Linked DNA regions of Homo sapiens: region 2 is linked to region 1. Evidence: chromatin loops called from intact Hi-C (ENCODE). Cell type or tissue: IMR-90. All regions are shown on one strand. Links, peaks and the distances in the headings refer to the core of each region. The heading gives the core; the rest is flanking DNA.

The links. A loop is a pair of places that touch in the nucleus more often than their neighbours do. Peaks named below come from ENCODE experiments on the same cell type or tissue, not always from the same donor. Only the 100,000 strongest peaks of a DNase experiment are listed, where the experiment ranks them.
Region 2: a loop joins it to region 1, with 5 times the contacts of the local background. A loop is called at or near these places in 26 of 110 quality-filtered maps.

What each region holds. Positions count from the first base shown.
Region 1 is chr5:157,475,112-157,480,487 of GRCh38, forward strand. ADAM19 (ADAM metallopeptidase domain 19) reads right to left here. Exons shown (of 23, transcript NM_033274.5): 23 at 2,193-5,376. Among named protein-coding and RNA genes, the nearest start is that of NIPAL4, 18 kb to the left of the region's middle. RefSeq lists an enhancer at 3,816-4,326. In IMR-90, for the core only: a CTCF peak has its summit at 2,018 (motif pointing left); a DNase peak (open chromatin) is centred at 2,010.
Region 2 is chr5:157,339,822-157,345,197 of GRCh38, forward strand. CYFIP2 (cytoplasmic FMR1 interacting protein 2) reads left to right here. Exons shown (of 31, transcript NM_001037333.3): 23 at 1,249-1,336. It overlaps FNDC9 (fibronectin type III domain containing 9), which reads right to left. Exons shown (of 2, transcript NM_001001343.4): 2 at 1,777-3,722. The coding sequence starts at 3,715. The coding sequence ends at 3,041. Among named protein-coding and RNA genes, the nearest start is that of FNDC9, 3.2 kb to the right of the region's middle. In IMR-90, for the core only: a CTCF peak has its summit at 3,179 (motif pointing right); no DNase peak of the experiment used is centred there.

The sequences.
Region 1 (5,376 bases), core at 1-5,000:
GCCCCCAGTTGCATAATCTGTTTTGGTTTTTTGTGTTTTGAGACAGGGTCTGGCTCTGTCCCCCAGGCTGGAGGGCAGTGGTGTGATCCTAGCTCACTACAGCTTCAAACTCCCAGGCTCAGATTTGGTAAAAATGAGGCCTTGCTATGTTACCCAGGCTGGTCTCAAAACTCCTTTCCTAAAGTGATCTTCCCACCTTGGCCTCCCAAAATGCTGAGATTTTAGGCCTGAGCCACTGTGCCTTGTGCATAATCTGCTACTACTTTATTCATTTATTTTCTTGTGATCTGTGCTCTTTCCCCATCTGGATATAAGCTTCATGAGAGTTGGCTTTGATTTACTGCTTATCCTCAGTGCCTAGCACATCATACGCACTAAAAGAATAAAAGAAAAAGAAAAGATTGAAGGAACAATATCACAGTCCTTCCTTGCCCAAACTCTCCTGGGGACCAGCACTCAATGCAAGGCAGATCCTAATAGAACTCTGCATGTTAAGCAAAGCAACTGTAAACTGATGTAGTCAGCAGTTTCTCAGCACATAGCCTGCGACAGGCCCTGTTGGGGACTTGCACATACAGAATTTCATTGATGATCACGACACTTTTGAGGCAGGTATATTATTTGTATAGTGAAGAGACTCAGAAATCTGGAACTTATCCAGGCCCACTTATCTATTGAGTAGCAAGCAGAGTGAGGACTTCAACCAGGGTCTGCCCAACCAGGCTTTCTCCATTATGCTAGTGACCAACACGTGAGCATCACCCCAGAGACTGGCTGACAGCAGGGGAAGAGTGGCCTCTTAACCAGGTAGGGATGTGTGAGTGGGAAGCAATTTCATGAGCAGGCATGTTAGTAGTGAAAGCATTTGTGTTTAGATGTCTTTAGGGTCCATAGGCAACCTCATAACCATGAGAGGTTAGAAAAATATAATCAGGCTGGGTGCGGTGGCTCACGCCTGTAATCCCAACACTTCAGGAGGCTGAGGCGAATGGATCACTTGAGGTCATCTCTACTAAAAATACAAAAATTAGGCGTGGTGGTGGGCACCTGTAATCCCAGCTACTCAGGAGGCTGAGGCATGAGAATTGCTTGAGCCCGGGAGGCGGAGGTTGCAGTGAGCTGAGATTGCACCACTGCACCCCAGCCTGGGTGACAGAGAGAGACTCCGTCTTAAAAAAAAAAAAAAAAAGTAAAATCAGAGAGCAAGAAGCCTCTCTCAGGGTTTTTGTGAAGATTAAACGAGATAATCCTTATTTGTAAACAGCATGCAGTGAGTGGCTCACGTATGTTAAATACAGCTGTTCCTTGGTATCTGCAGGGGATTGGTTCCAGGACCCCCATGGATAACAAAATCTAAGGATGGCCAAGTCCCTTATATAAAATGGTATAGTATTTGCATATAACCTACATATATCCTCCCATATACTTTAAATCATCTCCAGATTTCTATAATACCTAATACAATGTAAACGCTGTGTAAATCGTTGTTATACCGTATTTTTAAATTGTATTACTTTTTATGGTTGTACTTTTTTTTTTTTCAAATATTTCAACCTGCTGTTGGTTGAATCCATGAATTTGAAACCCACGGATATGGGGGGCCGACTGTACTGAGTAACTGTTACCTTCGATCATGGTTATTAATCCTCCATCTCTCTGAGAGAACCTCAAAATTGAGGTAGGGATCAATGAGAGAATAAGGGTGGGATCCTTTTATGGACTGGGAAGCACTAATGAATACGAGCTGTGATATCACGCAGGGTTCTGGAATCAGAAAGCACACCCAACCTTATCCCTGGCTGTGCCTGCCTACCCAGCCCAAGAGACCTGGGGCAAGTGTCTCCCCTCTTTAAAGTATGATCCCTTGCCTTAATAAGATGAGGAGGTGAGCAGAGGCTCTCAGCTGTCTTCTATATGCAGTAGTGTAGGATGAGAAAAAACATATCGAAGAATCTCAGGATCATTCAGGCCTTTAATAAGCAGCCTGCGTCCAGGTGTAAAGACAAACAGCCCCCTCTACTGGTCATAGGAAAACATAGGCTTTGCTGTGGCTCAGGGTCCACCATGAAGGCTTTATAGGCTGAACTGACCATCCTTGTGGGAACTCTTTCTGAAGTCCACGTCATGAATCCTATCTAATCTGAGCAGTAGGACATTACAACAAACACACAATAAAGAGCTGCCAAACCAGATAACATTGCAAATGACAAACAATTCATTTTTAATTAAATACTAACAAGGAAAAAAGGCACCATGGCCCATTCAAGTATTTTGCATAGATGTACAAATATTGTAAACAATTAATAGGTGGACAAGAGAGAAGAAGATCTGTTTTCCGTGAACAATCTCCCAAATAAAAAGAAAATTCACATTGCCCTGGATCCCAGACACATACAAACGCACAGTGGACGGTGTGAGAGGACGCGTTGGGGGTGACTTTGGAAATGTGGGCTTGGATTCTACAGAACCTCTCCTTCGCAGGCTCCCCTGGGGAAGGGGACCTTTCCAGTTGGCGTTCCCATGGCTTTCTTGGGTGTCCAGCAGAGCTGTTATACACGTGGTTAACACAATTACTGACTTTGGAACTGGTCCCCAGTTTTCAAATTGCAAGTCTTCCATACCCTCTGTCAAATAAGAATAAATTAGGAAGTAGGCAGGGAGAGACTTCCAATAAAGATTGGAAAGGCGTATTGCAGGAGGTGGGGAGGGGCTATTGCTTCAGGGGGAAGGGACTATGGCAATACAAAAAAACACTCCAACCAGAAAATCAGCAAGTCTCAGACCTTAAGATCTGCAAGTGTCTCAGAGCTGGGGCAGAAAAAGGCTTTACTTTTATAGGGAGAAGTCAGCAAGGCTGAAAGGAATCTATGGCTAGCAGGCAGTTACAAGATTGAGCCAGGTGCCCAGGCTAAGGCTTCTAGAGACAGGGAGACAGGGCACTAAATCCCTTGAGGTTTGTTTTAGAGATGGCTCCAAGGCCCTTAAAAAAAAATTCTTGGGTTGTAAAATTGGCAGGAGGTTAATTTCACTTTTAAAAAGATTTACCTACATCCCCATCTGCACAAAGAGCTTGCTAACTCACTAACCCAAACTTGAGTTAAGCTTCCCTCCTCCCCACCAGACCCTGGACTTTGGGCCATCCTCAGCCTGAGCCAGCAAACAGCCCCTCCCCTGGAGACAAAAAAAAAAAAAAAAAAAAAAAGGCTGGGCACAACGTCATTCCCTGAACGTGGTTCTTTCTAGCCATGTTTACTTCTTCCAATAAAAGAAAAGTCCTTTTCTGCCTGGGCTTTGAGACGCTTGCAGATCTTGCCATCGGTCGGTCTGAGCCTTTTCACTATTCCCATAAGGCCCCTTCCTCTCCCTTTTGCAATATTCCCTTTCCCCTTCTGCAATCGTGCTTTGGAATAAGGTCTCTCCTTCCCTAAGCCCAGATTTATTTGTATTTGACACCTCAAAACAGCATACTGGGCACTGGAAAGAAAAGGGGATGCATAATGGCCAGTCTTCCTCCTGGGCAGCCTCCCTGAACAGAGCCAGGAGTGAAGCATTAGTAGAACTGGTTGCCGAAAGTCTATCAAATTCCAAAACATTCCACCATCTTCCAGTTCACAGTACAACTTTATGGGATGGAGGTGATATGAAAATAATAAAACAAAACAAAACAAAAAGCAAGAAAACGACAACCCAGGTCTCTTTCTGGTGTGGTTCCAGGGAGGGTGGACTGCAGGTTCAGATGGCTCATGCAGTCACTATGGCTGTGGCGCTGTCATTTCAGAGCTATCTACCTCCTGATGTGAGGGAGAAAGGCTGGAGAAGCCACAGGAAGCTCTGTGAGGCATGGGGTTGGGTTTTGAGGATGTTGCTTGTTTGTTTTGCAGAGGGGTGAAAGGGGATGTTTTCACCTTTACTTTCCAGGAACCAAGCCTTGAGGCAGAGGGTAGCACATTTAAATAAAAGGTTGGGCCACAGGAAAGGTGGGGAATGGATCTCCACAGCAAGGATGACCCACAGCAAGGATGACCCACGGCAAGGACATGGGGAACCTGTATCACAGCCACCCTGAGGGAAGAGAAACTCATTTTCCTGAGATCTTTCTAAACCCAACCCAGGCTTTTCCCCCAGGGGTACATCCCGTATTTTCCACTTATTTCCAAACCCAAGAACATCCAAGAAGCACCTATTGTGTGCAGAGAACTATAAGGAGGCCCTGGGGTGGTGAATCAGAAGCTCAGCCTCAGCCTTGCAGTGAGGTTTTCAAGAGCAAACAATTGCTCATGGCAGGATGGGAGGAGGCCCCAGGAAAGCCTCAGAGGAGTGAGAGTCAGGCCAGCTCCTGTCCGGAGAGCCACCCAGCACCTTTGTGGAGTGGGAGTCTATCTCCCAGCAAACATCTCCAGGTGCTTTGCAAAAACCGTCCTATCTAGCAAAGCACCACACGGCCCTCCTTCCCTGCTGCAGGGAAGACAGGAGCCACCGCAGACCCCCTCACCTGCTCAGAGCTCTCTTTCTGTGAGGGTCAGGTAAGGGCAGTGACCAGAGAGAGAACAAAAGGAAGTGAATGACAAAAAGCTGGGTTGAGGAAGAGGCTCCCTGCTCTGACTGTTCCAGTGCAGCTGCTGCTGGCTGCCTTCTCCAGTGATCTCGGGCAGCTCCCAGAAATGGGTCTGTTCTCTGCTCAGAGGGCAACGGTCCAGCCCGAAGTCAATGACCAGCCTGCTCCCTCGTGTGTACTTTGTAAATAGCTGGGCTCCCTAAGGGGAAACCTCACCTAGATTTAGCTTAGAGTAAGGAGGAAGACCCCCACCCTGCTGAGGTCACAAAACACAATGAAAAATAAACATATGACCCCAATGGCCATGCCCCAAGTCTACTCTGGTCACACTCCTGAGAGCCAGTGAGGGAAATCCAGTGGCCGACTGTGAGAGAGGACTCTGACTTGTAGGTCACAAGCACCTGGTCACCCGAAGGTCAGGACTGCTGAGGGTTTGCTCACCAAAGCACCACACATTAGAGGGAGAATGAGAGGGGAAGGAAGAGAGAAAAGCGTGGGGCACCAGGAAAGTGCGGCAGAGAAAACAAAGAGCAACTAAAAATTATCCAGAGTCAGGAGTCGCAACCTTTGGCATCACGGCTCAGAGGAAGCCCAAGCCCGGTGCTCCTCCTGCTGTCTACACTGCCTACGAATAGTACCTGTCTGAGTCAGAGTGACCCGTGTGAATACAGGGATGCAGGGGTTTGGGGAGAGGTGGGAGGGGACGTGGCTTGTCACATGCAGCCATACAGCCAGAAGCCGTTCCCTCAACCAAGCCCTGGGCAGGGCCACAGCAGTGGCTGGCTTGACCCTTCCTTAATCCCTAAAAGCTAAAAGGGGTG
Region 2 (5,376 bases), core at 92-5,091, 140 kb before region 1:
CAAGTTTCTAAGGGTTTCTCCAAGAAGTTGATGAGGGTAAAACTAGTCGGGTGGGAAATGGTGCTGTGAAAGATAACACAGGAACAGATTGTGCAGTACTCTACAGGCCAGGGCAGGATCGTGCATTTTTATTAACCCTGAAAGAGTTTGAGGAAAGGAGATGACATGATCAGATTGTATGTTTGTAAGGATATCCACGTATCTGAAAGCATGCCTGCAAAACAGCATACATTTGCAGAGCACACATACGCATGACAAAGTGGAACTTGCCTCCTGCAAGGTGCACACGGCCCGGGGCCAGGCACTGAGGTAGAGACAAGACCTAATTTCTTTATCCCCACAAAGTTTCATAACCCAGTGGAAGAGTAAGGCATATATATTCACATACAAAATAAGTATGTAAGGATGCAAAAAAAATGTATTCATCTGCAGATCTTCTAGGTATCTCCAAGCCTTGGCTCAAGGCCAGTATTGAATGAGTGTGTGTTGAATGAATGAAAGGGTATGGGAGATATCCACAAATGCACCTGGATCCACACACTAAGTGAGATAGATTTCCAGTTCTATAAAGATTTAGGAGCTTTAACACTCTTGAGCAGGGAGCAGCAAACTGTGGCTCACAGGCCACATCTAGTTGCTGACTGTTTTTGTAAAGCCCATGAGCTGAGAATAGTATTCACACTTTTGGGTGGTTGAGGGGAAAAAATCCAAAGAAGAATAATATTTGGTGACAAGTGAAAATGATTTGTATTTGATAAAGTTTTATTGGAACTCGATCATGCTCATTTGTTTATTATTGTCTGTGGGTGCTTCCATGCTGCAACAGCAGAGTTGAGTACTTGCAACAGAGACCGTCTGGCTTCCAAAGCTAAAAATATTTGCTGCCTGGCTCTTTTGAGAAAGAGTTTGCTGAACTCTGCTCTTGAGAAACCAAACTGGAGGTAGAGGAGTGGAGCCCTAGAGAAAGTCCACTCTTAGTTTCTTGCCTAGTGTCATTCGGAGCAGCCACAAGCCCCTGGTTGAGCCCAGGAATCTAGACTGAATTTTTCCCATCTATAGAAAGGAGACGGCAGTTGAATGGGAAGATGTCAGAAGAGTTTAGTACCTTTATAGTCAACCACCTAACAAACAGTGCACTTGTACCAGTGCAAACCTTCACCTGGCCAGGAAGCACTCCTGTTATCTGTGTCCCATGGAGAATAATATTAGGACCATATTAACTCTTTCCCATCCCTATGCTTCTACTAGTTTTGTGCGGACTGCCATTCCTTTCACCCAAGAACCACAACGAGACAAACCTGCCAACGTCCAGCCTTATTACCTCTATGGATCCAAGGTAAGTAGTCCTGCCCTACCCTGCCTAGAAGAGGGTTGGTGAGAAAAAGCAAATAGAAAAGTGTCTCTTAATTAGAAGAGTAAGAAGGTGCAGAGATAAAGGCAGCAATGAGGTCAGGCACAGTGGCTCATACCTTTAATCCCAGCACTTCAGGAGACCGAGACCAGTGGATACTTCAGGCCAGGAATTTGAGAACAGCCTGGACAACATAGCGAGACCCTGTCTCTACCAAAAAAATAAAAAATAAAAAATTAGCTAGACATGGCGGCATGCACCAGTAGCTACTTGGAAGGCTAAGGCAGGGGGATCCTTTGAGCCCAGGAGTGTTATGCTGCAGTGAGCATGATTGTACCACTTCGCTCCAGCCTGGCTGACAGGGCGAGACTCTTATCTCTAAAGAGAAAGGAAAAAGGCAGCAATAAGATCCAGGCAGAAACAGCTGTGAGTATATGAATCTTTATTTGTTCACAAGTAGCAGGAATGGGGGCAAAAGTCTGGGTGCCGAGCAGGGAATGCATGAGGTAGGCAAGGGAATAGGGATGTGGGGCTTCTCGTCTTGGCTTCTCAGCTCCTGCTGTTTCTTAGTTGATTCACTGCAGTGTCGTCCTGTGATTCTGGGATTTTGTGCTCTATAGATATAAGAGGGTACTGGGAAGGTCTTGGATGATGCTTGGAGAGTACAGGCGTCTTCTCCAGAACAGCCTGCCTAGTCTGGTCAAGACAATTTTCTCAAATCAAGGGAAGCTGACTGACAGCATTTGAGGTGGTTCACAGACATGGCATTTAACTAACACTGACTCGCAAAGTAAAAACAGCACTTCCCTTTTCGATTCTCTTTCAAACCTTATGCTATATCAAGGAGAAAGACAAATATTGGTGCTAATATGTCTTTATTACCTCTCCAACACTGGATCTCCCTTTTTATCAAAGACAAGCAAGCAGGCATTAAGCTCAGAATCACTGGCAGGCAATAGAAGCTAAGTCAGATTATTTAATATTATCTTGTTTTCATGATGTTTATTCTTATGTCTCTTCCCTTCTGTTTGCAGCAGGAGGGTGCTGGTTTTTCACTTATGGAGTAATATAAGGCTGTCTTTGAAAATAAGTTTACGCTTAAAAAATGAGTCAATTTAAAGGAAAGTATTATTAATAATAGTGAAGATAATCCATGGTTTTAAAAAATAGAGAGCGGTGGTATGTGATTGCCTAAAAGTTGGAAAACACTCCAGAGCAAGGGTTCTCACAAATTATTTCCAAATAATCCCAAATTATTTCCAAATAATCCCCTCAAGGGCAGAGGAAACTGGACATCTACCTTTGCCCAAAAGTGTACCTCTGAGAGCCTACTTGTAACTCAAGTGTTTCCTTCAAGTGCTGTGTTTTATTTGTCATGCAAATTTTTGCTTTCTACTTTATAACATATCCATGTTTGTTTTAATGTTAAAACAATGCTTTCAATTCTTAACTGTGTCCTCCGAGTGGACGCTGCTGCTGAGATGCCTCGTTTGTGCCTTGGCATACCCTGGGGGATACATTTTCCAGCTTGAGAAGCTTTGTCATGGGGCATTCATCCAACCCAGGTGACCTACAATAGCAGTGACGTTTGATGGGAGAGAAATGGGTAGTCTATAGACACATTTGTACAAACGACCTACTGTGTGGAAAGCTTTAGGCTACATGATGCGGGCGCTCTCCTCCCCACTCTCATTCCCCACAATGAGGCAGTATAGCGGGTGGGTCACCACCCCCCCTCTGTAAGGCACCCGCATCAGGGGCATCCTGGTTGGCTTCGGGATCCAGTTCAGCTCCATCTCTGGAGTTCTTGCGTGGCATTTCCACCAGGGGGAGCCCCTGCAGGTCTTCCTCCCTCTGACCAAGATCCGGGGCCTCCTCTGGCCATCTCACCAACCCATTGGCCTCCTCCATGTGGCCAGCCCTGTAAGACCATCGCGGCTCATGGCAACGGACACACCAGAACTGGAGGCAGATGAAGGCCAAGACGGCTGTGAAGCAGGCCAGCAGAATGGCCATCAGCACCCAAAGGGAGATCTGGGGGTCTACCAGGGAGCTTCCAGGAGCCAGCGGACTCTTATCCAGGGTGTGGAACATGGTGCAGTAGTGCCTGTAAGGGAAGGCAGCCTTCTTACAGCTGATGCACAGGAAGTAGAGAGTGGAAGGGGCAAGATGTTCCAGCACCACGGAGCTGATCGTTCGAGGCACCTTCTCCTCGTGGTGGAAGCTGTAGCGAAGATAGCCAGAGAAGATGCTGTTCCAGTTGGGCCTGTACATAATATGGTAATAGTCCTCCAGGCAGGGCTCCGAGGACGACCAGGAGATGATGGCTCCTGTATAAGAAATGTTCCCCACCTCGATGTTCATCCCGATTCTGGAACCAGAATCAAAGTGAAGAGTGACATCCCCTGATTTAAGTATGTATTTATCATAATCATAGCCACCATTTATTGCACATTTGAGACGGGCACTCATGTTGCCCTCATCTTACAGACAAAGAAATGGAGGCCGAGAGGTTCTGTTATTTAGGCATAGCGAAAAAGTGGCAGGACAAAAGTTAAAACTGGGGCTGTCCCATGCCAAAGTTCAGGCCTAAGAACAGATGCACCCATGCAATCCCAGCCACATCCCACCCTAGCTGAGATCCTTCAGATAACAAAGGGGATTTTCTTAAGGGGATTGTTCTCATCCCCTTAAGAAAAAAGAAGAAAAGGTAAGGAGAAATCAGTAGAACCTCAGAGGCTCCACCTTTATTCTCAGGTCTGTGACCTCCCCTCAGGCAATTGATTCACCTCAATTTTCCTTCTTGACCTCCTGTTTCTGCTCCAAGTACTGTGAGCTCAGTGATCTAGAACATTCTGCCCACTGCTTTTTTTAGCCTCCTGGTTCTGTTGCCCATGGTGAGTGGAAATTCGCTTCGTCACTCTTTGGCAGCTGATCTCACCCCAAAGCTTCTGCTCTTGTTTTGTTTGTTTGTTTTTTCAAAGCCAGCGGTACCAGGAAATTTATTTTATGGGTGAAGATAATCAGCCCCTAATATCAGCATAACTACCACTATTTAATTCTGCTGTTATTATGAATGTTAATCATGGTAATAACCACTCACAGTAAGTGGTTGCTATGTCACTTGTCATGCTAGATGATTCACAGGCAGTAATTAATTTCCTTTATTCTTCATCACATCCTCTGAGCTAGATTCCCATTTTACGGATGAGCAACCTGATGTCACACCGCTAATACGTAGAAAAAGGACTTAGTGCCGCCTAACCACTACATTTCCTAATGCAAGGCTGCCGGGTTTAGTTACAGACGTTATCGCAAAATGAGGTGCCAGGACTGAGACCCAGTTGCTGTTTTTCCAGACAAATCAAATGAGCCCTCTTTAGATTGCCAGGCCCCGCTTTGATAAGAGAGAGCCATCTTCAAGTATTTTAGTTTCTCTCATGCAGTTCCCTCTACTGATTGCCCCTGATCAGAAATACAGAGACAGTCATAGTCAGCCTACGCATATTCACATAACAGTCTCACCCTGCTTTGTCTTCCGCCTCTCCTCCCTCACATGAAACCCCGTAGGTTTCATTTTGGGTTGCAGTGACATAGTAAACAGCTGTCAACTGGATTTTCGCCTGCATTGGATATTAAGCCAAACCAATGGCTATTATGACCTGCCTTTCTCTCACCTCTGCTTTCCCCCATCCTCTTGTGTTTGTGCCCATTTTCCTCCAGGAGTGGAGCTGCAGAAAGGTGCACAGCATTGAGTAGTTTCTTAATCCTTGTTTTTCTTCTGTAAGGGTAACAGTGAACTAAGATACTCAGGAAGGTGAATAGTGTCTTTCTATGTGGCTGAATATTTCTTCCCAGTAAATAGGGAACGAAAGGGATGAGACGGATGTGCTCAGACCCTTCCAGGGAAGGTCATCATGAAGGAGACCGAATGTTTATGTTTCCTAGCTTGGTGTCCTCTACACACTCATCCTCCCCACACCACACATCACTATAAATACACTTTCGACCACGATGAAAAGAGC